Regions from separate parts of the Homo sapiens genome. Here region 2 is linked to region 1. Evidence: read pairs that join two places in POLR2A ChIA-PET (ENCODE). Cell type or tissue: HepG2. All regions are shown on one strand.

What was found. Peaks named below come from ENCODE experiments on the same cell type or tissue, not always from the same donor. Only the 100,000 strongest peaks of a DNase experiment are listed, where the experiment ranks them.
Region 2: POLR2A ChIA-PET joins it to region 1 with 5 read pairs; 2 of 35 experiments call an interaction of 5 or more read pairs at or near these places.

What each region holds. Positions count from the first base shown.
Region 1 is chr9:89,555,229-89,557,728 of GRCh38, forward strand. It overlaps LOC124902207 (a long non-coding RNA gene), which reads left to right. Exons shown (of 2, transcript XR_007061655.1): 2 at 276-1,915. Among named protein-coding and RNA genes, the nearest start is that of GADD45G, 49 kb to the right of the region's middle. In HepG2, no CTCF peak of the experiment used is centred here; a DNase peak (open chromatin) is centred at 1,523; H3K4me3 peaks cover 692 bases.
Region 2 is chr9:90,009,961-90,012,460 of GRCh38, forward strand. No RefSeq gene overlaps it. Among named protein-coding and RNA genes, the nearest start is that of MIR4290, 12 kb to the right of the region's middle. In HepG2, no CTCF peak of the experiment used is centred here; no DNase peak of the experiment used is centred here.

The DNA of each region.
Region 1 (2,500 bases):
CTTTGGCCTCCTCCCCAGTTCCCTGCCCTCCTACTTCCCGGGACAGGCCCTGCTAGCCTGAGGGACCTCACCGAGCACTTCCCTGCTCCTTCACGTGGAAACCCCAAGACACCCTGGGTACTGTTCCACCCATAGGAGCTGGTGTGTCCCGAGGATACTCACTCCCTAACTTTCTGCATTTCAGTGGCTACTCCCTGATATTTCTCTTGTTTGTGTTTATTGTGTGTCAGTTGCACAAGTGGGCACCTTATGTCTTTTTCACCTCTGTTCCCCAGACACTAAAGATGTTCCTGACATACCAAGGCCCTCCGTCAAGTCTCAGTGAAGAAACGAAATGAACCGTGCATGCCTGAAAAGTAAAGATACTCACACAGCTATGACAGGTGTTTGTGGTGTGCTCCACAACCTTTCAGGGCTGGAAATTACACATTTCTTCTCTTTTTGAGATCAAATAAGTTTGGCCCAGCAGCTCTTGGCTTTCCAGGACTACCACAGGCCCCTCTGGGGTTTTCGAAGAACACTGAGGCCTGGCAATTTGAAGAAGGGTCACTGGTCCCCACTCCTCCAGGCTGCTGTTGCTGGCGTGTCCTGCCCATGCAGGAGTAGCCCTGGGAAGTGGGTGCCCTTGGGCACGCTACTGATGTTCCCGCCAAGCCCTCCGGGTGTGCCTCTGTCCCCCTGGGGAGCTGAGTTTGGCTGAGAGCCCCTGATGCCACCTGCCTCTGCCCCTACCCCAGTTCTGGCAGCAGCTTCCCCCTTCCCTTGGGGCACCTGCTCCTCCTCCCTCCCTGACTTGGGTTTGAATCTTGATGAAACAGCTGGCTGACTAGGGACACGTGTGCCTTACCTCCCTTCACCTCAGCTTCCTCCTCTGTAAGATAAGGACCCTAATGCCATGTGGCAGGTTGTGAGAGGATTAAATAAGGAAATGCACTTCAAGTGTTTAGCTTAGAGTCTGGGGCCTAAGATGTGGTCAGTTAATGTTAGTTAAAATGAAACCAAGGAAACCCCAGCTGTGCAGGACAGACATGATTAGGAGGGAGCAGGCATGCCTGCTACGGGCAGGTCAGAGGTGGCTTGGGGTCAGCGAGTCGACTTCCTGGAGGAGGTGGTCCTGGAAGGACAGATGGGATTTGAATGAGGCACAAGGGTGGACAGCTCCAGGACCAGGGGTCAGCCTGGCATCCCTCACCTGGAAGGTCAGCTGGGAGGTAGTGGAGGTGGAGTGCTTTCCGGCGTGGAAGGTACTGGCTGGCCCGGTGGGGGTGTTCTGACTCTGCAGAGGGGGAGTGTCATCCCCAGCTCAGACGCTGTTGTGATGTCACCGGCAGCACCCAGCACTTCCCCACCTTTGCCCTCTAGGGTGGGTGAGCTGCAACACAGGTTGCAGTGGCCCAGGGGGAGGGGATCATAGACCATAGACTGCCCTGGACTTGGGCTGTTTCCAGTGTGGGGCTACCGGGAACAAAGCTGCTATGAAACTTTGTGTGCAAGTCTGTGTGTGTGTGTGTGTGTGTGTGTGTGAGAGAGAGAGAGAGAGAGGACTTCCATTTCTCTTGGGTAAGCACTAGGAGTGGACTTGCTCAATCAGACGTGACTAATGTTTACTTGTACCTTGTACAGGAAATTGCTGGGAAGTCTCTTGAGAGCAGTGACCATTTCCCATTCCCGATAACCGCATGTGGGGGTCCTACACCAACCCACCACAACCTCACCGATGCCGAGCGCTGTTGCGCATTCACACTCCGGTCACTCTCGTGGGTGTGCCGTGGCACCTTCATGTGGTTTGAATCTGCACGTTCCTGTAGGTGAACCGTGCTGAGCCTTTCTTCATGTGCTTATTGGCCAAGGGTGTTCATTCCTTTGTGAAGAATGTGTTCAAATCTTTTGCTCATTAAAAAAAATTCGTTGTTGGTCTTTTTGTTATTGAGTTGTATAACTTCTATATATATATATATATATATATATATACACACACACACATACATACATACACACATATATACATACATATATATATATATATATAAATTTGTTGTTGCTTTTTGAGATGGAGTCTCACTCTGTCACCCAGGCTGGAGAGCAATGGCATGATCTTGGCTCACTGCAACCTCCGCCTCCTGGGTTCAAGGTATTCTTCTGCCTCAGCCTCCCGAGTAGCTGGGATTACAGGCACCCACCACCACGCCTGGCTAATTTTTGTATTTTTTAGTAGAGACAGGGTTTCACCATGTTGGTCAGCCTGGTCACAAACTCCTGACCTCGTGATCCACCTGCCTCGTCCTCTCAAAGTGCTGGGATTACAGGAGTGAGCCACCACACCCAGCCTTTATATATTTTTGATGCCAATTCTTTGTCATAGTTGATCCTTATTCTTCGTGGATTCCATATTTCTGAATTCATTTACTTGATAAAATGTACTTATAACCCCTAAGTCAATACTGTGGACGATTTTGTGGCCATTTGTGGGCACACACAGAGCCCTGAGACATTGGAGTTG
Region 2 (2,500 bases), 450 kb after region 1:
ACGTGCGTGCTGCTAGCCATGCCTGTATCCACCCATGAATTCCTCTTATGCATTGTATTTTGGAGTAAGTTGCAGACGTCAGTTACATTTGTTTTTCATTGTAATATTTAATTAATTTAATTTAATTTATTTTTTTTTGATGGAGCCTCACTCTGTCCACTAGGCTGGAGTGCAGTGGTGTGATCTCCACTCACTGCAACCTCCAACTCCCGGGTTGAAGCCATTCTCCTGCCTCAGCCACCTGAGTAGCTGGGATTACAGACACGTGCCACCGCACCCAGCTAATTTTTATATTTTTAGTAGAGACGGGGTTTCACCACGTTGGCCAGGTTAGTCTTGAACTCCTGACCTCGTGATCTGCCCACCTCAGCCTCCCAAAGTGCTGGGATTACAGGCATGAGCCACCGCCACTGGCTTTTTTTTTTTTTTTTTTTGAGACCGAGACTTGCTCTGTCACCAGGCTGGAGTGCAATGGCGCGATCTTGGCTCATCGCAACCTGTATTTAATTAATTTTAAAGTTTCAAAGGAAGTTAATGAAAGGCATGATATTTTGTAATTACCAAAGGGGCCATGGGTTAAAACAAGCTGAAGAATAGCAGCTAGAAAACATGTTTTCCACTGTGAAGGCTGAGCTGTCTGGCCCTTAAGGAAGACAGGATAGTTATAGAAACATATTTGGTGGCCATGGTTAGTCCATCAAGGTCGGAAGACTCCAGCAGGTAGAGTCTGCGGCGCGCATCAGGAATCTGGGGGTGGGTTAGGCAGGGTGGATTTGTGAGATTAAAGGCACAGGGCTGAGGGACAACCCAGTAGATGGCACCAAGGACAGAAATGCAACCTGAAAACCAGTCTGGTGGCCTCACTGAAGTCTTGCTCTGAAGCACACAGAGAATGCAGGCCAGGTGTGACAAGCACAAGGAAGAGAGAGCCCGGCACCACAGCAGGAGGGCCCAGCATCAGAGGGACCGGGGGAAGATCCAGAACCTCTGCGGTAGCCACCTCATCCGGTATACCCGGGCTCCCGGGGCACTCACGGGCCAGCGTCCGACCAGACATCAGGGTGCAGAGTGTGGCTGCATGGACCCTTCGTCTTGTAATGATGGCCCTTGATTTGGGGTGGTTACATCCTCTAGGGGCACACCAGAACACTGCGTGTTTGCTTCTCTAGTCTACAAGGATTCTGTGTTCATTCCATTAACAGGGAATGGGCATTGTATGAAAGATGGTTCAGCCATGATGAAAGTTTGGGAAATTCCAGTTAAATCTAACAAGTTTCTTGACTATAGGACTTCTTAGATGTTTAGTGCACGATGTGGAATATGAATATCTAAGAAAGTAATGTATTATGAGGAGTTTCCCAATATTTCCACCCTCCATGGTTTGTAGCCTCTTTGGGAACTCATTTTTAGCACACGGCCCTAAGCTATCTGGGGTATCATTTGTTAATGCAGCTCACAGGACTCCATTGAGTTAAATTAAAGCTATATTCAGGGCAGAAAAAGAGAAAGCAAACAGTGCTTCAGACAGACAACAAGGCGTGGGGCAATCACACTTTTTCTCACCTGCTTCTTCATCAGAGCCATTCTGGGGGGAAAGACATAGACGTTTCTGCCCCTAAAAAGCACTGACTACCTCGGATCAGTCTAGGCTGCTGCGCGAAGACTTTCCTATTGCCTCTGGCCAGCTGTTTTCTTCTGCGTGGTTGTGGACTGAACCCTCTGCACATTTCAGCCCTGCATCTACGCTGTTTTATATGGCTTGGTTTTCTGAGTGTCAAGAGAAGGTCTAGGCTTTGGAATCAACATAACTTTTTCTTATTTTTTTTTTTTTTTTTTGAGACGGAGTCTCGCTCTGTCACCCAGGCTGGAGTGCAGTGGCACGATCTCGGCTCACTGCAAGCTCCGCCTCCCGGGTTCACGCCATTCTCCTGCCTCAGCCCCCCTAGTAGCTGGGACTACAGGTGCCCGCCACCACGCCCGGCTAGTTTTTTGTATTTTTTAGTAGAGACGGGGTTTCACTGTGTTAGCCAGGATGGTCTCGATCTCCTGACCTCGTGATCTGCCCACCTCGGCCTTCCAAAGTGCTGGGATTACAGGCTTGAGCCACCGCGCTTGGCCCAAAATAGCTTTTTCAAGTTTCCCTGCTCTATGATCATGAATACTTGTCATAAGCTCTCATTTTGTTTTATACACTAGGATTAATGATAAGTAATTAGCAAGAGTTTTATGAGAACGAGAGTTAATATAGATGCTGAGCCCTCCCTGAAATGTCTTGCATATAGTTAAGTGTTCAGTTAATGTACTGATGTGGTAATACAAGAATCATAATTGGTATCATTATCTCTGTTAAGATTTATTTCAAATTTCATAATGAATACTCAAAAAATATCCAGTGACTTGAGCTAGAAAAAAAGAAAAAAGTATTACATTAGAAAAATTTTTAAAGAATTGATTATATTATGTGTTGATTAAAGTCATATGATTTGAGAAAAATACTTTA